Regions from separate parts of the Mus musculus genome. Here regions 1, 2, 4, 5, 6 and 7 are each linked to region 3. Evidence: chromatin loops called from intact Hi-C (ENCODE). Cell type or tissue: heart. All regions are shown on one strand.

Evidence for each region. A loop is a pair of places that touch in the nucleus more often than their neighbours do. Peaks named below come from ENCODE experiments on the same cell type or tissue, not always from the same donor. Only the 100,000 strongest peaks of a DNase experiment are listed, where the experiment ranks them.
Region 1: a loop joins it to region 3, with 2.7 times the contacts of the local background. A loop is called at or near these places in 5 of 42 quality-filtered maps.
Region 2: it touches region 3 in a loop (2.3-fold over the local background); 6 of 42 quality-filtered maps call a loop at or near these places.
Region 4: it touches region 3 in a loop (2.3-fold over the local background); 9 of 42 quality-filtered maps call a loop at or near these places.
Region 5: a loop joins it to region 3, with 5 times the contacts of the local background. A loop is called at or near these places in 11 of 42 quality-filtered maps.
Region 6: a loop joins it to region 3, with 3 times the contacts of the local background. A loop is called at or near these places in 5 of 42 quality-filtered maps.
Region 7: a loop joins it to region 3, with 4 times the contacts of the local background. A loop is called at or near these places in 11 of 42 quality-filtered maps.

Annotation. Positions count from the first base shown.
Region 1 is chr1:82,090,023-82,094,022 of GRCm38, reverse strand. No RefSeq gene overlaps it. Among named protein-coding and RNA genes, the nearest start is that of Mir6344, 40 kb to the left of the region's middle. In heart, no CTCF peak of the experiment used is centred here; no DNase peak of the experiment used is centred here.
Region 2 is chr1:82,013,082-82,017,081 of GRCm38, reverse strand. No RefSeq gene overlaps it. Among named protein-coding and RNA genes, the nearest start is that of Mir6344, 120 kb to the left of the region's middle. In heart, no CTCF peak of the experiment used is centred here; no DNase peak of the experiment used is centred here.
Region 3 is chr1:82,287,027-82,291,026 of GRCm38, reverse strand. Irs1 (insulin receptor substrate 1) reads left to right here. Exons shown (of 2, transcript NM_010570.4): 1 at 1-4,000. The coding sequence starts at 534. Among named protein-coding and RNA genes, the nearest start is that of Irs1, 2.4 kb to the left of the region's middle. In heart, CTCF peaks have their summits at 733, 2,203 (motif pointing right) and 2,863 (motif pointing right); DNase peaks (open chromatin) are centred at 796, 1,246, 1,696, 2,406 and 1 weaker place; H3K4me3 peaks cover 4,000 bases; H3K27ac peaks cover 3,309 bases; H3K27me3 peaks cover 830 bases.
Region 4 is chr1:82,122,777-82,126,776 of GRCm38, reverse strand. No RefSeq gene overlaps it. Among named protein-coding and RNA genes, the nearest start is that of Mir6344, 7.1 kb to the left of the region's middle. In heart, no CTCF peak of the experiment used is centred here; no DNase peak of the experiment used is centred here; H3K27me3 peaks cover 569 bases.
Region 5 is chr1:81,687,328-81,691,327 of GRCm38, reverse strand. No RefSeq gene overlaps it. Among named protein-coding and RNA genes, the nearest start is that of Mir6344, 440 kb to the left of the region's middle. In heart, a CTCF peak has its summit at 2,419 (motif pointing left); no DNase peak of the experiment used is centred here.
Region 6 is chr1:81,755,911-81,759,910 of GRCm38, reverse strand. No RefSeq gene overlaps it. Among named protein-coding and RNA genes, the nearest start is that of Mir6344, 370 kb to the left of the region's middle. In heart, no CTCF peak of the experiment used is centred here; no DNase peak of the experiment used is centred here; H3K27ac peaks cover 440 bases.
Region 7 is chr1:81,694,597-81,698,596 of GRCm38, reverse strand. No RefSeq gene overlaps it. Among named protein-coding and RNA genes, the nearest start is that of Mir6344, 440 kb to the left of the region's middle. In heart, no CTCF peak of the experiment used is centred here; a DNase peak (open chromatin) is centred at 2,266.

The DNA.
Region 1 (4,000 bases), 200 kb after region 3:
TCATCCTTTGAAAATGAAAAGATAGCTCAAGAGGGCGGAGACATTTTATGCTGCAATTTTACTGGTTCCCATATGGTAACCTAGTTTGCAGAGATATGTAGTAAATATAATAGATCATGGCATGATAAAAATCCAAGTATTTCTCTATGCATGGAATTAAAAAAAAACCCTAATGTCCCAAATATATCTTATAATGTTTTGGGCAAATCAGTCAATAGACTTCACCCTCCTCATTGGAGACATATGAAGAAAATACCCACTATCTAGTAAGGTGATGGATGGCGATGTTGTCATTGGGGCGGAATTCAAGGGGTGTGGTTTTCTGACAAAGGAAAGATAGCTTGATTTGAAATTCCACACCTCATTGTCTCCTGCATTCTTATCTACTCAGGAATGGTGGCAGAGACACGTCCCTCTTACATGCTTTCCTTCCTTAGGTAAAGATGGACGTGGCCTATCCCCAAAGTCACTGGAAACCTGCGATGTCATTTGACATCCAGGTCACAGCTTTATTTCTGAAGCAACTTTACTCTTAGTTTCCATCCTATCCCTGAATGGAATGGGCATTTATAGCTCACTGGTAAGTTCCCAGTTTAGAGTAACAACTGGAGGCTGCAAGAGGCAAATGTTCTGAAGCCATCCAGAAATTACTGCTGAGTACCCTGGAGGCTGAATGAATGGGCTGCATTATGTGCCATTAAGCTGTGCGTGATTTTTGTCTGAACAAGATGTGTTTCCTTCTTACATAGACACTGCCTGAGTGTTTCAAGTGATGTAACCAGCTGTTCTAAAAATATCTGAAGGAAAACAACAGAGGATCCAATTAAAGGTATAAGGCAAAAGATACTTAAACATATCTCCCAACCCAGCTCAGGATTAAGAGCAGAAAAGCATGGAAAAAGAAACACAGGGAGATTGTATCTATTTAAATTATGTTGGTATTGCTCACTATTTAAATTTATCTTTTTGTGAATGGAGAGATGTTAAGTGAAATCTGGGATCATGCATTGAATCCTGGCTGGAATCCGCCACATGCTCACTGTGGCCCAGTCCAATTCCTTATTCTCTGCCTCATCCCCCTGTTCTCTGGCCGATTGTAATGGTTAAATGAGGGATAGTATAAAGAATGGCACATGTTATAAACACACCTGGAACATGCTAAATCCCCAGAGTGCACAGATTTTTATTTGTATTATTTAAACCATGTGCTTCTAAGTCAGCTTCTCAAAAGAAAGGGGTGGGTTAAGATGTTCCTATCGTATTTATATTTGGCTTTCTACCAGGGCTCCCCAGACTGTCTGCTAGGAAGAAATCTTTAAAAGAATGTAATTTCTCCCATGTCATCAACTTTCTTTCAGACGTCAATTTTGTAGTATTATGAATTTGCTGTGAGAGTTTCTAACATTTTCTCTTATACTGACTAGCCGCTGTCTCTGAACCAACAGCACACTGGCATGGTGTTTTGAGGGCACTCGTGTTGCTGGTTGGTACCCATTGGCCCTTTTAGTCTTTATTGGTCATCTTTATTGCTCAGCATCCCTGTCCCACAGAAAGCTGCTCCTCCACCATTCCATGTGCCTCCAATGAGGTTTCAAAGTAGAGGACCTTGCCCCTCCTGAAGACAGAGTCTATCTACCATGGTCTTGGCAGGAAACAGATGGGGGTGATATGAGGACTGTTTGATGAGGGTGTTTCCATGGGGGAGCTGTTATAGAAACAAGAGCTAGTGTAGAACCCAGGAGAGGAACAGGCCAGAATTTCTGTTGCCACTAAACTTAAGACAAGGGAGGCAATGTCACCAGGCCTTAGAAGGGATACTTGCTGAAGCACAGCTAACAGAGGTACCACCTGACAGTAGTTATACGTTTTGAAGCAGGGTGATTCAAGGGACAAATTATGAGTTAACTTAAGTGTAAATTCTGTAACCTCTCCCATATCACATTTTCTGATCTCATGTAAGTGTCCCCAATTGTTTAAGCCCAACTGGAAACCAGAGAAAAGGGAATCCTCATTCCTCTCACAGAGAGTATATCATAGATCATAGGAATAGCTATGATGCCTTTGCTCAGATGGGGTCCTTCCTGGGAGAAAGAAGTACCCGTATTAAAGCTGAGACTCCCACGTGAATGGAGATGTTTGGCCTTAGGACATCACAGGATTTTGAAGGGATATGGTCACTGGGTATGTGTAGTCTCAATCATTTCTAGTCACTGCTTTGAGAATTCCTTCCTGGAGAGATGTAAACAATGTCTGTCTCTCCTCCTGAGGAGCTAATAACAAACCAAGCTACACTTCCACACAAGTCATTCTGGGGATCCAGTGAGTATATAGGTTGACTCACAGAACTTCACTGAGGGACTACTTACATCCCAGCATGGATGATGCCTGTGGCATAGATATAGTCTTCTGTTTCAGTTAACTTCCCCCAGCCTGTATCCTTTGGCACCTCTGAGAATACCAGGTTGGTTGCAAGAATTACATACAAATGGATGGGATACGCAGGAGAGTGTGCCAGAAATCTCAGCTGAGAGTCCAGTGATCTTCTTTACCCACTCATTCTCTGAGGGAAGGTCAGCAGTCAGTGAGACAACTTGTGTCAGTCTTTTTCAAGCAGGCACAGTGGATCTGCTTAAGATGGTGGCTGTTTTGCTTAAAGGACTGCACCATACAGATGTCATATTGATCATTTCTTTCTCAATATTGACCACCATCAGGAAATCACCAGGAGCCTTTTTCTGATCTTTCCTCCCTTATCAATGGGGTAAGGCATCGGTGGTTGCACCATGCACCTTAGGCTGAGAGTTAGGGTGTCTTTCATTGTAGAAGCCAAATGGTGCAGAAGAGTTTCTATTAAATGCCAGGGACATAGGATGCTAGCTTAGAGCTAATGATTCAGTCTGTGTCCTTTTAGTAGGAATTAGGACTTCATGGACACGGCCTTCCTTGTTTGAAGCAAAGGCATTGATTATCTCTAAGGGGAATAGGAAACATTCAAAGACTCCTACCCTGATGTCTGATTTCAGAAGGAAGACACGGGTCTTTGGATGGGTGTACTCCAAAGTGCTTCTAATGTCTGAGGCAACCTTCCCATCTCAGGTCCTGAGATCATTCTTATCCCACAGAGCAGTAGAGTAAGAATCAATGAAGCACCCTATTCTTATACCACAGTCTTCTGAGAGTATTTTTGGGAACCGTCAACTATTGTTAAGTAAATGCTCACTATCACATAGAGTCAGGGATGGATAAAGTAAGAGAGACACACAAGGTATATATTTACAAATGGAGAAACACTTGGGCTCCAACGAGTACCTCTGTGCTGTATTTTGTCCTTCACTGTAGTGCAGGTCACAAACTATCTAAATGCCCCATTGAACAAGGAGTTCTCATGTGTCATTTTGAGCATTTTCCAAAGAAGCTTCTGACTGAGGGCTTTGGTAAAATTTTATATTGGACACAATTGTTTTAATACTTCTCCACATTGGTACATGTGGCAGTCTCTTCCTAGTAGTGATCTCTGGCTTCTTATATAGCATTTTAGTTGGCTAAAAGACCTGTAATTTCTTTTTCCAGGAATCCCACAGTTGCCTCCTTTACAATGGACTCCATTTAAAGACAAATCAGCCAAAATATGCATTCCCAAGTGGAGGGTGCGTAGACATCTTTTTTAACAGCTCTGGAAGGCAAGTCTGTTTCTGAAGTGCATTGCTAATTTCCAGTTATAAACATAGGCTCTGTGTGTGCTAAAAGTAAAATCACTGGTTTCACATGGTGTAGTTACAGGGTCTCATTTTATGATATGGATTGACCTTTTGGCTTTTAATAACAGATTCCACAGAAACCTGTCCTTATTATCATTTATGAATAAGATTTTGATTCCACAGAGGATTGTCTTCATTTCCAATCATGGAGTGAGAGTTTCATTTTAAGCTTGTAGCGCGTGCCCTCTCTCTCTTTCTTTTTCCTCTCTTTCTCTCTCTATTCCCCCTCTCTTTCTCTCTCT
Region 2 (4,000 bases), 270 kb after region 3:
GGATCACAGGGCCCCCAATGGAGAAGCTAGAGAAAGTACCCAAGGAGCTAAAGGGATCTGCAACCCTATAGGTGGAACAACATTATGAACTAACCAGTATCCCGGAGCTCTTGACTCTAGCTGCATATATATCAAAAGATGGCCTAGTCGGCCATCACTGGAAAGAGAGGCCCATTGGTTATGCAAACTTTATATGCCCCAGTACAGAGGAATGCCAGGGCCAAAAAGGGGGAGTGGGTGGGTAGGGGAGTGGGGGGGTGGGTATGGGGACTTTTGGGATAGCATTGAAAATGTAAATGAGAAAAATACCTAATAATATATATATAAAGAAAAAGAAAAACCAACCAGCAACCAAACAAGGGGAAAAAAAAAAGACTAGTCTCTGAAATGAAGTTAGGTATATGCAGAAGGGAAGAATCTACTTATTCTGAACTTAATTACATAACAGCATGTGATTGGATTGCTTGAAAATCAGAAACAGTGGCCTGAAACTCAGGAGCTGCTAAAAATCAACCTTTAAGGTTTCGGGAAATGACCCTGAGAAAACACTGGCTGCCAGTTCTTATCCATGAAGCAAGATGTTATCCATAAAACAAGGAGGATCCTCCCAGCTTCAGTTGTTCCTACATGAACACTACTGATGTCTCAAGAATAATAAGAGTGTTGGCTGAATTGGTGTCTACAGTTACATACTCAAAACACACACACACACACACATTACACATACACACGTGTGTGTGTGTGTGTGTGTGTGTGTGTGTGTGTGTGTGTGTGTGTGTGCAAAAGAGAGAGGGGGGTAATGAGGGGTTGAACATGGTTCAAAAGCATGGAATGTCTCCATCTCTCATTTTATCAGCTAGTGGCCAGAGAGTTCCTTACCTATCTTATTAGTAGAATTATTTTTGTTGATTAGCCCTGCTTGATGAACAGGGTCAATGTGTACCATTGAGTAAAATAATGACAACAGATTCAAAAGATTGCCTTATAATGCTACACAGGTAAACTTTTTCCATCCTTCAATCTTGCTGCTGCTAAGAAGGTGGTCATGTCTTTATGAATCTGGAGCATTCACAAGGACATTGGTGTCACACAGATACAAATCAGTACAGAGTGTGAATTTACACTTTTTTATTTTAAATTTAAGTCTGTAAGAGGAAATGAGAAGAGAAGAAAGGAATGGCATTAGAGGGAAGAACTAATCATATGAGAGGCAACATTGCTACAACTCAGGACGTACATCCTCCAGGACGGTAAATGATGCTGTCTCTCAATGGAGGAAGAGACCTGCTCTTTGGATAATGTCCCTTTTTATATAAAATGTTAAGTGAGGAGGGAAATGGAGACAGCTTTAAGGCAGGTTCCAGAAATATACATGGCAAACATTTCTTTTAAGTTCCAAATTATTATTTTGCCCTTTTCTTACTTTCTTTTTTTTTTCTTTCTCTTTTTCCTTTGCAAAAGAAATATTTTGAAAACCAAAGCTTGTGCTGGGATCTGGTGACTGGTCATAAGTCTTTTTAGTCTTGGAAACTTGGGACAGCTCCAAAGGGAATAGATTGGCTAAGTGCTGCTCCAGCTAGTGTCCAGCCAGACTTTCATTTTTAGAATTAGGAAGTTTTATGTAATCAGTTCAGATAATAACTGCAGCTAGAAGTGGTTCCCCTCTAGTCCCTGTCAGCTCTTTTTTACACTTATGGCCTTTTGCAAGTCTTGACAACAGTGTGTGGCTTGGCCCTTCTCTTGAAACCCTTGAGAATAGATTCTGTGTGTTTCTGAGGTCACTAGGTAGAGTGTCACCAGATAATAAGTGATGACTCTTTAATAACTTAATGCATAGTACTACATTGAAGAAGCAGAGATGCCTTGCTTAGGGTCCTAATAGAATCAGGGAAACACATTCTCCTGATTTGTAGAGAACAACTTTGTTTATGGTTGCTGTGGATATTTGAGTCTTGGTCCCTCTCCATAAGGACTCCTATGTTGCAGAATTTTCCCTGTCCAATTACATTATGGCAGCAGGAGGCCTGTGATTGGACAGGGAAAAGGGAGACAGTGCTAAGAGTGCAGGGACAGAGAACATCAGGAGAAGGAGGAGAAAAGGAAGATGGCAGTAGATGTGAACTAGAGTGACTCTGACCAGCCGCAGGTAGTTGTGATATCATAAGATTAGAATAATTGGGAAAAAGCTTTTATCATTATCAATTGGTTCCTAAATTAATGTATTGGCATCTTGTAAATTGAGAATTTATTGATACATAAATCTGATTGGTTAATTATCAGTTTCGAGAGTTTTGATTTACTTGGTTACTGGAATGTGGGACCACCAATGGCAGAGAGGAGACTAGAGGCTCAGCCAGATGTTGTGGGGCTAGCTGGAGAGAGTAGCCCACTGCAGGAGCACAGGAGTGTGGTCTGGCCCCACCGGGGAGTTGGTGGCTTGAAAGAAGCAGGAGCATGGAGAGTTGGTTTTTTTTTTTTTTAATTCCTGCAACACTCCTATATACTTTAATGAAAGTTCTGACATTGTGCTCCAGTGAGACAACCTAGTCTCCATTCTGCACTGCTAATACTGCAACTGCTAAATGTTTATTAAGGACCTGATGCTTTCTCTGATAATAAGCTACCATTCACATATAAGGCCACTTATTTCTATAGAGTTGGAAGCAGCACAGAGTAAGCTGTTGACCCCCAGCTTCTCAAAACACTTTTTCTTTTAAAAGCATAGTGGAAATTATCTGAAAAGACAGGGGATGGGACCAAATATGTGTGCTTGGGTTGTTTAATAATTACAATTGAGCATCATTGGTTATGGCTCACTAATACTTAGCTAAAATCATGATGAACCCTGACATATCTTCCTTAGCAAACATGTCATTTTTCCTCCTCCACACCTTGTGATCACCTCATACTCTAGCGCTATTGTAAGTCAGTCTTCATTGTCAATTTGTCTTATTTACAACCACCACAGGAACATATCTTTTGAGGTGTCTATGAGGATGTCTCTAGAAATCTTTAACCAAGGAAGAAGAACCCCGTCCTGCATATGGGTGGCATGGGTTATAGATTGGGGTACAAAACCAAATAAAAAAAGAAGAAAGTGAATTGAGTACAAGCATTCATTTTTTCTACTTCTTGAGACCATGTGCTCAATAGCCTCATATTCCCGTCGTTAAGACATCCCCATCCATATGAACTGTGAGCCAACCATAACCCTTTCTCCTTTAAGTTGCTTCTTGTGAGGTATTATCTCATTAAAATAAGAGGAGAGTAATTAAAACAATAATGCAACCATTCTGTTTCCTGCACTGAGGCCAGCAGTGTCCCTTAAGAACATGTCTCCAGAGGATAGTAGGGCTGATAGATAAGCACTCTGTGTGGAGTCTGCTCTTGCACATGGATCTTCAGCCGAATGTCAAGATGTCATCCAAACATCTCTCTGTGATTTTTGTCACATGTTTAATGGAAGGATGGAAGGCACTTGAGCTCAGGATCCCAGGAGGAGGAACTTCAGAGTCTACACCAGAGAAGAGCTGAGTTTCAAGTAAAGCAGACCAAAGTCAGAAACGTTAGCAGAACTCATAGTTATGGCTGCTATCCCCACCCTCTCCATGGACACTGCTTCATGATGGAGTATAAGAGTCAGCTTGAAGACTGTCCTCAGGACAAAGAAGGTAAGGGTGGTGGATACTTGTTTCAAATTCTTAACATGAGGTGGTTCTGCCTTCCTATGGGACAGTATCTCTTACATTTTGCCAGTGTGATTCAGATAAGCCGTCATTTCTGGTGTTAGAGTACAGTCTGTGACCTGGTCATGCCATGGAGTACACCAAAGGCTCCAAACACAGGCATCGTTTCAGAGATGGAGCTTCACCCAAAGAACACCTTTCCTTCTCAGTTACTTGGGGCCAGGTCATCAATTTTATACAAAACTCCACACTGAAAGAACACTGTTTAGAGGCAGCAAGTGAGACAGAGGTACTTCCTTCCCTTCCAAGCCTTT
Region 3 (4,000 bases):
GGGAGGAGGCAGAGGAGGAGGAGGAGAAGGAGGAGGGAGAACCCGGTGCAACGTTGGGACTTGGCAGCCCGCCTCCCCCTGCCCAAGGATATTTAATTTGCCTCGGGAATCGCTACTTCCAGAGGGGAACTCGGGAGGGAAGGCGCGCGCGCCTAGAGAGCCAAGCGGGGACTCCTCGGGCCATCGCTGCCTCCCTACATCGGACTCGACCAGGGGCGGCAAGGGATGCACCATAGCTCCTTCTCTGCTGCAGGGACTGGGGGAGACATAGTCCTCGGAAGATTGCGGCTGCACTCACCCTAGACCCACTGCCCTTCCCTCTGGGCATGAAACGCCCTTAAACTCGGATCAGGCTATCTTCCTTGGCGCAGTTACCTCGTCCTTCGGCTGCCCCTCCCCAGCTCCAGGAACAGCGTGAATTTTGGAGTCAGAATTTCTGCGAGCTTCCTCCAGCCCGGAGTGCATGTGCGGGGCCGCACTGAGAAGCCACCCCTCACCCAGTTTTTCAACACCTCCCTCTGCTCCGCAGCAGCATGGCGAGCCCTCCGGATACCGATGGCTTCTCAGACGTGCGCAAGGTGGGCTACCTGCGCAAGCCCAAGAGTATGCATAAGCGCTTTTTCGTGCTGCGGGCGGCCAGCGAGGCCGGGGGCCCAGCGCGCCTGGAGTATTATGAGAACGAGAAGAAGTGGCGGCACAAGTCGAGCGCCCCCAAACGCTCGATCCCCCTCGAGAGCTGTTTCAACATCAACAAGCGGGCTGACTCCAAGAACAAGCACCTGGTGGCTCTCTACACCCGAGACGAACACTTTGCCATTGCCGCGGATAGCGAGGCTGAGCAAGACAGCTGGTACCAGGCTCTTCTGCAGCTGCATAATCGGGCAAAGGCCCACCATGACGGGGCTGGAGGAGGCTGCGGCGGTAGCTGCAGCGGCAGCTCTGGCGTTGGAGAGGCAGGGGAGGACTTGAGCTATGACACGGGTCCAGGACCCGCGTTCAAGGAGGTCTGGCAGGTTATCCTGAAACCCAAGGGCCTGGGTCAGACAAAGAACCTGATTGGCATCTACCGCCTCTGCCTGACCAGCAAGACCATCAGCTTTGTGAAGCTGAACTCCGAGGCAGCCGCTGTGGTGCTGCAGCTGATGAATATCAGACGCTGTGGCCACTCAGAGAACTTCTTCTTCATCGAGGTGGGGCGTTCCGCTGTGACAGGGCCTGGCGAGTTCTGGATGCAAGTGGATGACTCCGTGGTGGCCCAGAACATGCATGAGACCATTCTAGAGGCAATGAGGGCCATGAGCGATGAGTTTCGCCCTCGCAGCAAAAGCCAGTCTTCATCCAGTTGCTCCAACCCCATCAGCGTTCCCCTGCGCAGGCACCATCTCAACAACCCTCCACCCAGCCAGGTGGGACTGACTCGGAGATCTCGAACTGAGAGCATCACTGCCACCTCCCCTGCCAGTATGGTGGGTGGGAAACCAGGTTCCTTCCGGGTGCGTGCCTCCAGCGATGGCGAAGGCACCATGTCCCGTCCAGCATCAGTGGATGGCAGTCCTGTGAGCCCTAGCACCAACAGGACCCACGCCCATCGGCATCGAGGCAGCTCCAGGCTGCACCCCCCACTCAACCACAGCCGCTCCATCCCCATGCCTTCTTCTAGATGCTCACCTTCAGCCACCAGCCCAGTGAGTCTGTCATCTAGTAGTACCAGTGGCCATGGCTCCACTTCAGACTGTCTCTTCCCGAGGCGCTCTAGTGCTTCCGTGTCCGGTTCGCCTAGCGATGGCGGTTTCATCTCTTCTGATGAGTATGGTTCTAGTCCCTGCGATTTCCGAAGTTCCTTCCGCAGTGTCACCCCAGATTCCCTGGGGCACACCCCACCAGCCAGGGGTGAGGAGGAGCTGAGCAATTATATCTGCATGGGTGGCAAGGGAGCCTCCACCTTGGCTGCTCCCAATGGCCACTACATTTTGTCTAGGGGTGGCAACGGCCATCGCTACATCCCAGGTGCTAACTTGGGGACAAGCCCAGCGCTGCCTGGAGATGAAGCCGCGGGTGCAGCAGATCTGGATAACCGGTTTCGAAAGAGAACTCACTCCGCAGGCACATCTCCTACCATTTCCCATCAGAAGACCCCCTCACAGTCTTCAGTGGCTTCTATTGAGGAATATACAGAGATGATGCCCGCTGCCTACCCACCAGGAGGTGGCAGTGGAGGCCGACTGCCCGGCTACCGGCATTCCGCCTTCGTGCCCACCCACTCCTATCCCGAAGAGGGTCTAGAGATGCACCACTTGGAACGTCGTGGAGGCCACCACCGTCCAGACACCTCCAACCTCCACACTGATGATGGCTATATGCCCATGTCTCCTGGGGTGGCTCCAGTGCCCAGCAACCGCAAAGGAAATGGGGACTATATGCCCATGAGCCCCAAGAGTGTATCTGCCCCACAGCAGATCATTAACCCCATCAGACGCCACCCACAGAGAGTGGACCCCAATGGCTACATGATGATGTCACCCAGTGGTAGTTGCTCCCCTGACATTGGAGGTGGGTCCAGCAGCAGTAGCAGCATCAGCGCAGCCCCTTCTGGGAGCAGCTATGGGAAGCCATGGACAAATGGAGTAGGGGGGCACCATACTCATGCCCTTCCTCATGCCAAACCTCCTGTTGAGAGTGGTGGCGGTAAGCTCTTGCCTTGCACAGGTGACTACATGAACATGTCCCCAGTGGGAGATTCCAACACCAGCAGCCCCTCAGAATGCTACTATGGCCCAGAAGATCCCCAGCACAAGCCGGTCCTCTCTTACTACTCATTGCCAAGGTCCTTTAAGCACACCCAGCGCCCTGGAGAGCCAGAGGAGGGTGCCAGGCACCAGCATCTTCGTCTCTCTTCTAGCTCTGGACGCCTTCGCTATACCGCAACTGCCGAAGATTCCTCCTCTTCTACCAGCAGCGACAGTCTGGGTGGGGGTTACTGTGGGGCTAGGCCAGAGTCAAGCCTCACACATCCCCACCACCATGTCTTGCAGCCCCACCTGCCTCGAAAGGTAGACACAGCTGCACAGACCAACAGCCGCCTGGCTCGACCCACAAGGCTGTCCTTGGGGGATCCCAAGGCAAGCACCTTACCCCGGGTTCGAGAGCAGCAACAGCAGCAGCAGTCTTCCCTGCACCCTCCCGAGCCCAAAAGCCCAGGAGAATATGTGAATATTGAATTCGGGAGCGGCCAGCCTGGCTATTTAGCTGGCCCTGCAACTTCCCGTAGCTCTCCTTCAGTTCGATGTCCACCCCAGCTCCACCCAGCTCCTAGAGAAGAGACTGGCTCGGAAGAGTACATGAACATGGACTTGGGGCCAGGCCGGAGGGCAACCTGGCAGGAGAGTGGTGGAGTTGAGTTGGGCAGAATAGGCCCTGCACCTCCGGGGTCTGCTACGGTTTGCAGGCCAACCCGTTCGGTGCCAAATAGCCGTGGTGACTACATGACCATGCAGATAGGTTGTCCTCGTCAAAGCTATGTGGATACCTCACCAGTGGCCCCAGTCAGCTATGCTGACATGCGGACAGGCATTGCTGCAGAGAAGGCGAGCCTGCCTAGACCCACAGGAGCTGCTCCTCCTCCATCCTCCACAGCCTCTTCTTCTGTTACACCTCAAGGAGCCACCGCTGAGCAAGCTACTCACTCTTCCTTGCTGGGAGGCCCTCAGGGACCTGGGGGCATGAGTGCATTCACCAGGGTGAACCTCAGTCCCAACCATAACCAGAGTGCCAAAGTGATTCGCGCAGACACTCAAGGGTGCCGGAGGAGGCATAGCTCTGAGACCTTCTCAGCACCTACTCGGGCTGGCAATACGGTGCCCTTTGGAGCAGGGGCTGCAGTAGGGGGCAGCGGCGGTGGTGGTGGTGGCGGCAGTGAGGATGTAAAACGCCACAGCTCTGCATCCTTTGAGAATGTGTGGCTGAGACCTGGGGATCTAGGGGGAGTCTCCAAGGAGTCGGC
Region 4 (4,000 bases), 160 kb after region 3:
GGGATCAAAGGTGTGTACCACCATCACCTGGCTCACACTGGAACTTCTTGAATCAATGAATGAATGAATGAACATATTCAAGTGTGTTGTGGTACCCAGGTCTTCTCTTTGCTCAGTCTCATTCTGGTCTGTCACAAGGAACAGCAATGACTGGAATTACATTGTACAACAGTTTGGTTCTGATTCTACTACTTTTTTGTCCATGGTACAGACTCTAGTGTTAACGGATGTGAATCTTCATGGGCCTCTGTACCTACCTCTTTTGCTTAACTCTATGGCTAGAATTCAGAAACAGATTCCCTCCCTGCTTTTGACAGTTCTCATAATGCCTGCATTTTGTTTCCTTCCATCACCATCTCTTTGAAAGATCTATATTATTTACTTTGCGACCCTGTGGCCATTTTCCTGAGGATCTAAATAGCACCTCCTCTCCTATTCCTGTTTTCAGGGAACCAGAGACTTTCTCTGTCAGGACTCTACTCTCCTAAACCTCCTAGACAGCAGCTACTTGCAGAATTTCCCGTGAACTGCTTATCATTGTCTGATCAGGAACTCCCTAACCACAGGTGCTAAGGAGTTCTGTCCTAAAACCTAGCGCAGCTCACAGCCAACTCAGGGAACATAAGGTAACTCAACTTCTGGATGTCTTTGACTGTCCAAGCCTTAGCTACCATTCTTCCGTCTGGTAAGTTACTGAATACAGCAAACATAACTGCACAAAATGCATGGAGGTGAAAATAAGTCATCCAACTACTGAAAAGAAGAGTAAGCAGTGGTGTTTATAAATGTTTAGAAGGATCTAATTATTGGCATATTGAATGTGTATGTGTGTATGTGTGTGTGTAAAATTGGTTGTGCTTATCTGATAATAGTTTCATATTTTAGTTGCTCACTATGTATTCTAAAAACATTAAGATTCTATTACACACTGTCAGGTCAAGAAATAATTATTGGAATCTTCCTCAGGAGTCCATCCTGTGCTAAGGACAGGGATCCCACTTTCCATCCACTCGCTCATGGACTAATGCTATTGATCTACCGCTCTGTGCTGTCAGGCACTTTCTGACTTATGATCCATTCCTGCACATTTTTGCCCCAATGGGTTTTGGAAGGCTGCTCTTGTCTAAGAACTAGAAGAGAATCATAAACAGTTGTTAGACACTGCACACAATACGGTAGTCCTTCCTGACCCTCAGTGCCACTCAAAATAAAAACAGTGAGTTGTAAAGTACATTCAAGGAAGTTCAACAAAGCAATCAGTTCTCACTCTGGCTATTACTCCAGTGGTTTGGTTAAAGCTTACATAAATCACAGACCTATTTCTATATTTTTCTCTTTTAATTGTTGTCAGGGACTCTCGTTGGCAGGGGCCATAAGTAATATTTAGTTGGTAATTCGGTTCATGGGATCTGTGGACAGGTAATTAGATTTAAACAACTAGCTACAACATAAAAAGAGACTCATTCTATTATGCAAATGTGTCCAGAGGGTCAGGGGTGTGAGCACATTTCTGTGTGAGCAGGAGTCCTCCAGAGCAGGGGTCTGTGGGAGCGAGACTCCTTGTGAGCAGGGCCTCCTAGCTCTCCCTTTTTGCTTTCACATCCATATTTAAAGGGGAAATTGTTTCCAGGTTGAAGACATAATGGAATGTACAGAAATCATAGTTCATACCAAAAAAAATAAGGTAACATATGGCCACTAGGGAGTCCTGTGAGATGAATGAACTCAGATGTATCTGCCTGCGTTTTTGAAGTTTTGTGGGTCTTGTTATGGCAAACCTGAAGTGCGAAATGTTTGTCTTGTGTCTGAGATTAAGAATTAGGATAACTGCAAACTCAAAAGCTTCCTTTGCGTGATTCTTTTTTTTTTTTTTCTTTCTCTCTTTCCATAGTAACTTTCAACTTACATGGAACGTTCAAAGAGTAACATCAAAGGATTGTATTATCAGTTAAGTTAGGATAATAGACTTGGGTTTCACTCTTGTCAGGAAAGGGAAACTTTTCCAACTTGGAGTTAAAGTTCAATTTGTTGTTCTTGGCAGTGGCCCAAGAGGGAAATCGCATTCAGGAAAGAGGCTTGTTTGCAGAACAGCTATATGATCCAGCAGTGGCTACGAGGAGATCATAGACTGGGATGATCAAATGAATGTTCACACATTACAGACAGAATGAAGGTATTCCTCTTGCCTCGAATACAGTTTTCTTCAAATGCTTTTTTTAGCACTCCTTCCAAGCAGCAAACCCCGGCTCATTGAAAGAGGAGAAAGATCCCCACATGGCCTGAATTCTGGTGGTCTTTCTGTGGTGATCAATAATGTAGGTCCACTGGATCTCATGCTTTTGCTTCATGTAGAGGGGGATTGCCTGACACTGATTAAATTACTAAGGGAGGTTTCCCTCTAATCTCCAACGAGAAGAGAGAAGGCATGTGTATGGCTGGTGTTACATTGTGAAATGACTGAGAAAGAGGAGTCCTACCTGGATATTTACCTATATCTCTGACAGGGGCCTTCCTTCTTATGAAAGCTGGGATTCTCATGTTCTAGCTATATTTCTCATGGCTGTGAAGATTTGCCCGACACCAACAACTCAAGGGAGGAAGGACTTATTTTGGCTTATGGTCTCAGAAATGTCAGCTTATCCCAGCTGAGAGTGTATGGTAGAGCAGAGCGAGTCACAGCCTGGTGGATGGGAAGTGGAGATAAGGCCTACAAGAAGGGAGCGGGGCAAGACTTGAAATACCTTACCTTCTATTTCTCACAGTCTCCCATTGCAGACCTCGTGTTACAAATCTATTTTAAGGTTGATGCATTCATTAAGCCAGAGACCTCAGGAACCAGTCACTTTCTGACAACCTATCAACTGGCAACCAAGCCTGCAGTATGTCCTGGGTAGGATGGGGATGGGGTGCAGTTCATATTCAAATCATAGCACCTAATGCTATTGCAACAAAAAGAAAGTAGTGTGTAGAGACACAGAAGAAAGAGACAGGGTAGAAGGGCATAGGTCATAGGGGTATAAGCCTGTGTAAAGATCAGTTATGTTTTGGCCTGAGGATGGTGGGCCATGTCTGTGGCTGGTGAGAGAAGATTCTCTATGGATAGAACTCTTGTGTTTTTTAGTGTAGATTATCTCTCTCCTAATACTCTTGGGGCCCAGTTTATCTGTGCTTGGCTGAGAATGGAAGGGGGAGAGGACAGTGGATGTCGAGAGATTAACATCACTTCTTACAACCTTTCATTCCACGCCCCCCCCCCCCACATCCTATATAAGGCTCAGCCATTTCATTCATTCATGGGAGGGAAGGCACTTAAGTCTAGCCATGGAACAGAATAGATGTGTGTTCTTCTATTTTCCTAAATCTACCCAGGCTATCTTATTCAATCTTCAGTTATATCACTATTAGGCATGTCCTTCATTTATTAAAAAATACCCAGTAATGTGGCATTCAGAATAATGCCATCTATCAGAGATGTTCAGCCTTAACATCTAGAATGTGTGAGCTAATATTACACAAAAAGTAACCTTTTTAGATTACTTTAAAAAGGCCAATCTGGTCTACATAGTGAGTTCTAGGTCAGCCAGGGTTGCATAGAAAGACCCTGTTTTAAAATAAAACAATAAAAAAAATGAGAGATTATCTCTAGCTGGCCCAATATTATCACAGGGAATCTCAAATGTGGAAAAGGGAAGCAAAAGAGTCAGGAAGACCTGTAGTAGCAGAGGTAAGGGGGTGGGGCTGAAGTAAGGAGACTGGACCCACTGGTTTTTGTTTTGATGGAGGAGATCCTAAGCCAATGGGGGAGGCTTACAGCTTGTGTTTACTATGTCACAACTGGGAAAACTTTTCAGCATTTTTGAGACTCCCTGTTCCATACTCCTCATTCATTGCAGCCCTGAATGGCCTTGCTTATATTCAGGGAACAAGGGCTGACTTCATTGCAGTTTGGGCAACTACCTGAATAAAGTTGAAAGTGGATCCATAGCCCCATATCCAGTGC
Region 5 (4,000 bases), 600 kb after region 3:
TGGGAATGACAATAAGACTTTTCAATTGATCCCTGGGAATACTAGTATCATAGGATATTTTTCAGGCACCAGTGTTGACTTTTTTTCTTGTTATAAATGGACTCTATTGTCTGTGGAATCAGTGCAGCACAAATTGGAAGCTCCATATTTGTTTAAAACATAAATTAATACATTAAAACTCAAGAGGATTTTATACCCTTGATGATGACTGACCGCTTGAGGAAAATTCGGATCTCTGAGGAGCTCTACTCAGGTCCCTGTGACGCACTGCCCTCCAGCCACATGCAAGAACCTGCCAAGGTGTGGTCACACTACTTCCCCAGTGAACCTCATATAAGGCATATGCCAAAGGTTAGAGTTTGGACAGACCTATGCCAGATGCTAATGAAACATCCCTGGGTTATCACGTGCTTCTGTTGGATTACACTGGAAGCTAACTTCATTTTGTCACTCTATCTGCATCACACTTCATAGTGCATTACATATATTCAACAGTATATGATGGTAACTTCATATTGGAACTAAATTTAATCATGTGACAATCCCTGTTCCCAACAAAAACAAATATTCTCTTGGGTCCCACTTCTCTTCCTACCAGTATATGTTTGCATCCAGTGGTTCTCACTGCCATCCTCACACTGGACTTTAGGATGACAATGGTCAAATTGATTATGGATTTATATAGGCTCATATCACTCACTAAATTATGTCTGCTTCCAATGCAGCTATAGGGTTTATTCAACTCTGTTGTATTCTGTGGGGTCAGGAATCATTGAGGTCTCAATAAATTAAAATGAGGAATGATGACAATTTAACTCCCTCTAGATTTAAATAATTTTTGCATCGACATTATTAACGAAACCGTATTCTGTGCTCTATCTTCTCTTTTCTGTCATTTTATCATCTTCCTATGTCTGTTTCATGGCTCTCCTCTAGTGAAACTACCATCTTCCTGTTCCCATTGAAAATGCAATAGGGACCTAGAGTTGGAAATCTGAGTTTTAACATTTATTCACCTCATGAACTTTAGAAATTTTCTTAACATCTCCAAGTCATGAGACAAGTTGAGAAGAGATTCTTTATCTTAGTGATGAAGGTGAAGGATGAAGATCAGATACAATTATCTTATCCAATTTCTAACTTCAAAACTTTATTATCTTACTTTCTATTACTATTTTCTTACCATTGTCCATTTTAAGCCAAAAGTCATAATAAAGTTTTAAAAATCATCCTTAAGACTCATATGAATAAAAACACCCTTAAGTATGAGGAAGTCAATACTACTTCAGTTCTGCCTGAGACCACATGGTTAATTTGTCTACTCAAGGGGTTGACTTGCAGATTCTCTGGGTGGTAGACCAAAGCTGTATTTTCTGATCTGTTCCTTATCAGTAATAAAATTAACATTTTAGTCCTTTAAAACTATTTTTCCATTGTTTTTCAGATATGGAAGAGGAAAATGCATTAGTATATATTAAAGATGCTATAACTACTCTAATCATTGTTACCTATTGAATGTTGAGTATTTTACCTGGAGTAGTGGTATGATAGTTTCTAGTTATTTTATCTTCCCAGAATGAATTATTATTGGGAACCTCATTTAAACAGATAAAGATAGGTTCAGAGTTTCTAAATCAGACCTAAAAGTTAGACTACCTGGGAGGGAGGAATAGCAATATCTTTATTTACTGCAAGGAGGCTTATTTTCATTGAAAGCTTGAGGGGCTTTCAAGCCTTCAAGTGTGCCATAAGCAAAGTATTGATGCTTTGTCTGGAACTGTGAGGAGTCTGAGATTTGCCTATTGTGAGCTGATGGGTTAACCTTCTTTGGTCTCCCCAATGCTGACAGAAAATAGGGGAAGGCATTATTTCAATAAGCAGAAACAACAAGAATGTCAGAATTTTCTTTGCCCAGTGTCTTAAGCCTCAGTTTACATATGGAGATACGTTACAGGAGATCCACTTGATGTCTTCATAAGCAGTAGGTTACATTAGAGAAGATCTTGGGCTGTGTTCCAGAGGAAGACCATCTCTGTATATTTCTAGACTGGTGGATTGACCAACATCCTTGCAAAAAAACATCCTGGAACAAAAGCCATCAGTATTTCCACTTACCAGATGTGTGGAAACATAAACACACCAATGAGCCTTTTGTTAAAATAAGAAAGATTATGATATTTTAAGTGAGTACAGTTTAAGCAAGGGTTGAGATAGAGGAAACAACGGAAAACAGAGAAAGAATCAAGTTTTGTGTAGGAGGCCAAATCAACAAAGAATAATGTCTTGTGGCTGGAGAGATTGTTCAGTGGTTAGGAATACTTGCTGTTCTTGTAGGAGACCCTAATTCTTTCTCCAGCATCCACATCTATTCATAACTTCAGTTCCAGGAGATTTGATGCCCTCTTCTGGCTCTCCTGAAGCACTAGGGATAAACATGGGACAAATACAATGTAAGCAAGCAAAAACACTCGTATACATAAAACAAAAATAAGGAATAAATTTAGTTAAGCTTTATGGAACATGTTTCTGGAGAGGTAGCTGGCTGTTAAGAGGCCTAGCTGCTGTTGCAGAGGATGTGAGTTAAGTTCCCAACACCCATATTAGATGACTAATAACTATCCATAACCACAGACCCAGAAGATCTGACCCTCTCTTCTGGACTCTGTGGACCCCTGAATACACATGCACCTACAGAGAGACAGATAACCAAATATTTTTTTGAAAGAATGTTTCTATTCAATACATAAGAGTGATGGATGTGAGAAGCTTTGACAGTTGAATTTAGCTCCTTTCATTAAACCTTCCAGAATAAGTTACCATGGAAATAAGGCCAAGGCTAAGTATCTTAAGAGTCCATGACCCGAAATGTATACCTCAATGAAAAGGTCTGATGCATATGTGGGTTTATAGTAGTTGCCTGGCAATTTAGTGTAATAGGTACACCATTTCTTAGAGCTAAATCACATCAGGAATTTTTTTAAATAAAATTATGAGTGGTGGGAAGCAATCAGAAAAATGCATAACATCAATATCAATGTAATTATTGTTACTCTGTTAAATTAATGATCTTCAAGAAATTCCAGCAGAGAAGGTAAACCAAGACTTGTGAGTTATCTCTTTGCATGTCTCTGTCTGTCTCTGCATCTATTTCTGTGTCTCTCTGACTCTGTCTCTGCCTCTCTCTTTCTCTCCTTCCCTCTTTTCACCTCTTCTTTCCCAATCCATTTCCCCCCCAATATGAAACAAAAGTACACAAAGACTAATTGAAACTAATCAGCCTTTTCTACATATGGTTTTTTTTTTTTTTTTGAAGGTATGATTTAGAAACATATCCACTTTCAATTTCACTTCACTGGTAAGGTACTTTTGATTTCTGCTTTCTTTACATCTTCTTATCTTTTCCCTACCCTGGGCCAAAAGCATTGCAAATACACATTAATATGTACCACCTATAATATTACTCTTCAGGAGAGGGAGGTATATTAGGAGGCTGGATAAATTCTCCAGGCCCACATTCTACACCTAGAATACCTGTGTGCCTTCTGTAAAGCCTGGGAGACTGCTGGGCTCCAGGGGTCTCCTTTGGGTGCCACTAGCCCCCAGTGTCTTATACAATGGAAGTGTTATTTGGATTTGGAAGTTTCTTGGGTATTTCAGAAGTGGTAAGACTTCCAGCAGTTTCTCTGATGTCATGTAGCTTTCAAACATTTTGTTACAAATTCTTAAATAGTGAAGGAGAGGCAGATGAAAACATCTGTATTTTTTTCAGCACTCCAAAAAGTTTCAGCTTCTTTGGAAACATCCAAGTAGGCAATAGAGGAGATAAACAAATAAGTTCACTTGGTTGTCTTTGAATCATAGATCCTCCTAGGTGTACCATGCCTGTGGTTTTATTACAAAGTATAAATTAAAATTCAACTTGGTTTGAGTATTATTTTATAAAGATTTATTTAATTTGTGTGTATTGTGTGTGTATGTATGTATGTATGTATGTATGTAT
Region 6 (4,000 bases), 530 kb after region 3:
ACTTCCTGTCTTTTGAGGTACATTGTTTTCAGCCTCCACATTAACCTTACTTAAGCCTTTCAATTGCAGCGGAGACAGGGATTATAAATAAGAACACCCACCACCTCATAATAAATGAGTCTTGGGAATTCAGGTAACAATGGGTAGTCTCATGTTGACAGAGTTCTAAATGTACTCATTTAAAATTCCATTTCTCTTTTAAACTGCATACATTTGATGCTTTTTGAGCAACATTTTCCCACATGATTGTTTAAATATGAACAGTTGGTGCTTTTTATTAAATCAGTGTTTTTACATGGGGGAGAGTTACTTATTCTTTGACCACAGCTATTAGCATATCATTAGCTGGACATTTGAGCATATGTAAATAATTTTGTATGCATATAACATAGTATTATACATACATTTATGTGATTGTTTTGAATAGGAATGGCTCCCATAGACTCATATGCTCAAATGATTGGTCTATAGGGAATGGCACTATTAGGAGGTATGACATTGTTGAAGTAAGTGTGGCCTTATGAGAGGACATGTGTCACTGTGGGGGCATACTGGTGGTCTCCTTGCTCATGGTATGCTCAGTGTGACACACAGTCTCCTGCTGCCTGTGGATCAAGACTTAGAATTCTCAGCTCTTTCTCTAGCATCATGTCTGCCTGCATGCTGCCATGTTCCCCCACCATGATGGTAGTGGACTAAACCTCTGAAAATGTAAGCCAGCCCCAATTAAACGTTTTTAAATAAGAGTTGTTTTAGTCATGGCATCTTTTCACAGCAATAAAACAGACAGTTTATAAGCACACATTTATACAATTATATGCAATATACACAAAGGCAACAAATGTGGAATAAACTGTTACTGTCTTCATTAGCTTTAATAGCTGGTAGCACCTGAGCTCCTGGGAGCACACTCATATTCTTACTGTTTCTCCTTGGACAGAAGTGTTACCTTGGATAACCTGTCTGAGTTTTATAACCGACTTTCCAAATTGTACAAGTGACTCTGAAGTGCAAACCACAATGGAAAAGATCCAGATTCACATTCTTGTCTGTGCAATACAATGTCTTGGTTGTTTGCCAACTTTATTCATTGTTCAGAATAGTTTATAGAAATGTCCATGTATGCCAGTATTGAGTACTGGCACCAATGTGTCCTCCTTTATATTTATTGTTGGTAGCTACTAAGATAATTTGGAAAGGAAGAGATCAGTATCCATTGAATAGTGTACCTCTGCCCAGGAGATCTCTTATTATCCTAAACATATAATTAATTTGTAGCATGTAGGATCCATCTGAAATCGACCACTGCAGAATAAAGGAATGAACCAAGGCGTATGGGGACTTGCTGATAGGAAATATTGTTACTCTCAGTTTCTGTTCTTAGTTTCCATAAATCTTTCGATGCCTCAATGGCTTCATTACAAGTGTCACTGACTAGTCATTTGGAATTTCCCGTGACTCCAAGGCATTTAAACACAGTGTGGTATAATGGAAAGAACGCAAATAGCATACATTCTATGGTCAGCACCTATTGTAACTTTAGGATATTAGATCAAAATAGCAGAAAGTGTGATTATGTAATAGTCACTGGGGAATGTAAAGAGATTTCTGTTTGAGGAGATCAGCATCTACTTACATCTGTCCTCATATTGGTTAAAGAAGAAAAGCAGTTTAAGAAAATATCAACAGTTTCCATGACATTAGAAAGATTGTCATTAGCTGGGCAGTGCCAGTGCACACCTTTAATCCCAGCATCCAGGAGGCAGAGGCGGCAGTTCTGTGCGTTCAGGGCTAGCCTAGTCTACAGAATGAGTTCCAGGGCAGCCAGGGTTATACAGAGAAACCCTGTCTCAACAAAAGAAAACATTTTCTCAACAAAGTAAATGAAAGCAAAACAAAAAAGACAGACTGCCATTAACAGAAGGAGTAAACAAGACTTCAACTCTTACCATAATTATTTAATAGCTTTCCAATCTACTAGGAAAGAAGAAAACAGAGGAAGATATAAGGATGAAGAGAAATGGAGGAAAAGCATAATTGTTAATAGCTTCATTTTCAAAGTATAAATCAAAAGATAACCAACTGTATGATATAGGTGTGTTAGAAGAAATACAGAGTTCGCTGAGAATGTAACAAAACTCATTTATGTGTAAAACCCCACTTTTATTCTGTCTAATAACATTCATTTGAAGTGGAGTAGAAGTATATTCAAAATATCTAACATAGCAGCAAGAAATGCAGCCTTTCATGAGTAAAACAAGTGATTGAGACGTTGATCTAGAAAATCCTAATATCAGGAAAAAGTGAATATTCGAGGACTTTGAATGAAGAGAATGCATTGTAACTAAGGCAGGTGGTGCACACCTGTGATCCCACAAAGCAGTAGGCAGAGGAATGAGTGGTAAGAGTTTGAGGGCCAATAGGGATGTATAGCAAGATCATGTCAGAGAAAGGAAGAAAGGAGAAAGGAAGGAAGGAAGGAAGGAAGGAAGGAAGGAAGGAAGGAAGGAAGGAAGGGAAGAAAGAAAGAAGGCAAACTAAGAGAGAGAGAGAGAGAGAGAGAAAGGTATGGGAGGAGTTTGGGGGAGGGGAGAAAGCAAAGCAAAGCAATACTAATCAAAAGAGTATGGTTCTAGAATAAATACAAGGAGTTAGAAGACGCTAAAGTGAATTTTGTACTGCTATTCTACTCCCTAAGTATTTATTCAGCAAATCTCATTTCCCCATCATGGTTCCTGTTCACCCTACAGCCATTATCTTGTGACTACACAAACAACCAGTGATCACTGGAAATGTACTTCTTGTTACCCTGTTCTAGGACCCATTTTCTTGGCATGAGTAACCCGTTGCATTGATGCAAACATGCACTACTTTTATACGCCAACGATATTAATTCATTAATCACCACCGAGTCAAAAACGTCATTATCACACTACTGATGACATGGTTTATGCTGCTTCATGTATTCTCTGAGCAAATGTTGGTAGAAAGTTGAGAAAATAACAACCTTTTATTCTAAATGCATACTATCCTGGTTTTTAATCATTATTAATTCTTTACATTTTATGTTTAATTACTAATTTTGTATGGTTGACTTGTGCTTATGAACGTCTTGGATTTTACTTTTTGAATTATAGATCTGTGCTTCTTTTGATAAGCTGACATTGAAAAAACTATAACTATATAATATGCATATTGGGCTTTCGTCTTCTAGACACAGTGCAGAGATTTTCCTGTGTCCCTTGATTTTACTTATATTTCCTCCTAAGAAATATTAATTTTATGAGGTCAGGTCCACCTACCTGTCCCCTGTGCCTGCCATGTTCAGAGAAGCCTTCCCTATTCTCTCCTTAGACATTTGTGGATGACTCCTAACATCAGCATATTTCTTTGGAGCTATCAGAACTTTACTCTAGACAGATAAAGGGGTAAAACACAATAGGTGTTGGCCTGCTGGGACTATAACTTATGACCAGAAAAAGTGGTTTTTCAAGTAATTCCACCTTATGGGTTGTTCCCAGCTTATTGTCCATAACACGTTACAAGACACCACATCTACAAGTGGGAAAAGATGTTATGGAGAGGAGTGTTTTAACTAGGCAAGCTGCCATTTTGTAGGAAATATGGTTTCAGTCATTAAGGAAAACCTGCTGTATGTGGTGGATGTAGAAACCCACAGAGAGCTGTAATTCACCCAACTTCTTTGGTTCCTTGAACTAGAAACTTCTTAAGCTCACTGGCAGTCTTTAAACTTTATCATCTATATCTCTCCAGAAAATACCTTTGATCTTTGTATATAGCTTTGCATATGTTTGGTTTAAGTTAATAGCTAAATGATTAAGGGTAAAAAGCTTTTCCTTTCCCCATCCCTATTTTTAATGACACACACTTTGAGGTAATGGTCCACTGTGATTTGTAACCACTCTTGGCCATGTTCACTGAAGTGAAACAGATGCAAGTGCACAGCCCTCCCCAGGGAAGGTGTGTCACACAGTAATCA
Region 7 (4,000 bases), 590 kb after region 3:
GCACATAAATATGACTGATTCTTGCTGACGAGGAATGAAAAGTGGAAATGAAGAGACAGAAATGAAGGAAGTCAAAATCTCATCTTCTATTTGCTTTCTGATTAATAAAATTTGACAGACATTGTATTTTATCCAAAGAAACACAATGCTGTGGATGAGAAGAAAGAAAGAATGGGTTGGTATGAGGTTAAGTAAGGAAGCTAATCTTTTAACAATGATTTGCTTTATTTCTAATTATGTAGGTATCCATGTCCATGTATAGGTGTGTGTACCAGCATGTAGGTATTCTTGGAGGCCAGAAGAGGGTGTCAGATTCCCTGGAGTTAGAGCTATAGACATTTGTAAGGCATCATATGCAGGTGCTAGGAACTGAATTCAGGTTCAAAACAACTTAGGAAAGGAAAGTGTTTACTTTTCAGCCATAATCCATCATTGACTGAAGTTAGACCTGGAGTTCAATGCACACACCATAAATAAAAGCTGCTAACGGTTCATTATCTAGCTGGCATAACAAACCGTGATTAACTCTATTTCTTGAACACACTTCAGGACTATCTGCCTTAGGATGGTACGACCTATTGTAGGCTGGACCTTCATACATCAATTAAAGTCAAGACAATTCATGATAGATATGCCAACAGATCCACCAGACTCTTACCTGAAACTTTGGTTTCAGATTATTCCAGCCTGTTAACCCTGCATAGGACAGACTCAGAAATGGCAAGGAGCAGAAAGAAAGATGGTTAATTAGTCTCCCTCAATTCAACCCAAATGCCCATTGAACATACCACCACTTGATTCTTTATAAAACACAAAGCACCAACCACCTGCCACTAGATGAAGGAAGCAAAGTACACCCAGTAGGAAACAAACAAACAAACAAAACAAAACAAAACAAAACAAAACACCAAACCACATTCCTTCACTTATGACCAATTCTGACCATGTTTCAGATTATCTGGGATTGTGACAGATTCTTGGCATCTTGTGCCTTAGAGTTTGAGGATATCTTGGGAGGAGCCACTTGTTTGACAGAGAAGTATACTCAATGAGGTCACTTCGAGCCACATCACAATACCATACCTCAACTGGTTGGCCAGCAGGAAACTTCGAGGAAGCCTGTCAGTAGAGAAGGCTGGATAACACACATGTGAAACACCTTAGAGGTAAGTGTGAGAGCTCTGATCAGCTCAGTCCTCTGAAGGAAATCTCAGGTATGAACCAGTAAGCTAAGGATAGGACTTGAGAGGACCAAGGTCTCCATCAATCTTGAACACATCACCTTTCTCAAAATCATGTGGGGATGACTTTGAAGAAAATTCATGAATGATGAGTATCTGTAATCCTAGAAGCTAAGGCACGAAACTTCATGGTATGATGTTATTAGTGAGAATATAGATTTCAACAATCGATCTTCATAAATCACATCTAATAACTTCAGAGCTGGAAAAGACCTTTGAACTATGAATTGAGAATTTCTTGCCAATCTAGAGTAAATATTCTAAAGACTAAGAAAGGTAAATGATTTGCCCAAGGCCACCCAGCTAACTAGTGGTAAAGCCAGACTTAAAATCAAAGCTACCTTCAAATCTGTTTTTCCCCCTCTAATCTAACAAAGCAAATTAAAATGCAGATTTTTTCTTGATTAGAAGATTTGTAATTCCTGGTCTCAATAAATGTTAAAAACAATGTGTTTACCTTCAGGATGCACAGAGTAATAGCACCTTGTTCTTAGAACACTCATTAAAATGTTTCTCTTCATAACATGATTTTATTTAATTTATCTGGAATATAAGATATTCCAGTATCTTTCTATACTTACTCTTGTCTCCTCAGATAAGACAAAGAAATTCAGAATTCCCTTTGATGATGCTTCAGTGTCTGGGATAATGAAAGATGATATCTTGGTCTTCTGGGATCGGTACTATTAGAATTAATCTTTTTCTTTTTTTTTTCTTTTAAATTTATGCATCCTATCTCTGGCCCATTGCTCTCTTAAGTTCTTACAGAGATGGTTATATCATTTTCCAAATTCCTTCCCTTCTGTTATTTAATATAAAACGGACAGAAGAAGAATAGTGCCTTTGGAAGCCTTAGGCTAAAAACCTAGGCTTATCAAAGGCTGCTCAGTGCAGTGCTAATTCAGATGGAGCCTGGAGTATTTGGGGTCACAACAAGGAAGGAAAGGGCAGAATATTAACAACAATAACCCTAAGTGACCCTGATATACCTGGTCCAGAGCCACATTCTTCTCAAGGTGAGCCTGGCTTTGCCCTGCCCCAGTTATCATGTGGGCAGGGAAATGTTCTCTGCAGTGTTAAGGCTATTCTTAGGTCTGATTCAAAGGGAACATATGAGGTCACAGAAAGTAGGTTGGGATACAGGACACTGATTGAACTCTAAGTCTGTCACTAGCTGTAAGATAGGGCCATTTAGCTCTTCTATCCCTTGCAATCTACACTGTAGGGTGTGTGTATAAGATAGGAATCTATACGAGAACCTATGCTCATCAGACACAAACACGTATTTATACAGTGATCACATAAAATTTGTATCTTGCATGAAACTAGAAACAGTCTAATACATTGAGTTTTGAAATATTACTTTTCCATTGTATAGCATGAATCCTTCAAAATTTCCAGCATAGCTTCTTGACAAGTTACTTCTCAACATTTCCTCCTGTTTTCTTAGTTCATTTCTCATATTTTAAATGTAAAATATATACACGGCACTCTACATTATACAGCATAACCAAGTCAATGTTTTGCCTAAAGGTCATTATTAATCATCAGTATAGGTAAAATCCTTCATATGTTTTTATAGGATAGGTATTTTCAATATTCATTTCCCAAGCTGGAAAGATGTCTCCATAGTTAAGAGCGTGTGGTGTTTCTGCAGGGACTTAGTACTGTGGTTTCCAAAACCCTCATCAGGTCGCCCATAGGCAACTGTGACTCCAGCTTCAAGGGATCTGAAACTTTCCTGGCTTGTACATGCATCTACATATGCAGATGCATGCACATATATAAATGAAAATAAAAGTAATACTTTAAAAACCTTTATTCACAATGTTACTTAGAAGTAATTAAAATTAAATCCAACGTCGATGTTGAGTCAAGCATTGAAATGGCCATAGTCACTTGTGTAAAGAATCCAGTTTTATAAGCACATATTACCCTATGCCTTAACAAATAGCTGAAGTAATATTGTAATTTAAATGATGCCTGTAGATTTATTAGTGATGTGGTGTGTATTTGTGTGTGTACATGTGTGTGTGTGCAGCATCTTGCTGAACCCATGGCAATCCTTCTGTCTCTGACTTTCAAAAGAATTACAGATATGTTCTCTCACCCCCACCCTACATTACCACAGGGACTTCATAAACAAGATGCCAATTGAAAACAAGATAAATACATATTCAAGACAATAATAAATACTCCAGAGAAGACTGAATGTGTGTAAGGATGCATTGTCTTAGGTCACAGAAACAGCAGACAAGGCTTGTGTTTGTCATGGTCAGTGATACAAGAAAAGACCCAAAGGTTTTTTGTTGTTGTTGGTTGTTTGTTTTTGTTTTTCCTTTTCCTTTTTTCTGTTTTAGAGCCATTGGGAGGTAACATTTTTTTTTTTTTAAATCCAGATGGGAATTCCCTAGATAGCAAACATCAGCATGGCTTATTAAGGACACAAGACAACTAAGAGGGAGTCATAAATGTCCCATTTTCTTAGTGGTTCCAGCAGGTAAGATTCAACTAGTCCTACAGGCCATTTAAAGAACTTTCTCCAAACAAATGAACAAAACATACTCATACGCTTTCCATTCATGTGACTCTAGGAACTAATCTGGTTTGTAACACATAGTCTTCTATTGTTTTCTGCATTTGGTCATTTATAACTAACATTAATGCACCAAGTATGAAGTACAGTAATATAAAAATTCCAGTGAATGGTGAATGTTAAATATAACCAAGTAAATTTTTATCAGATATTGTTTATTTTC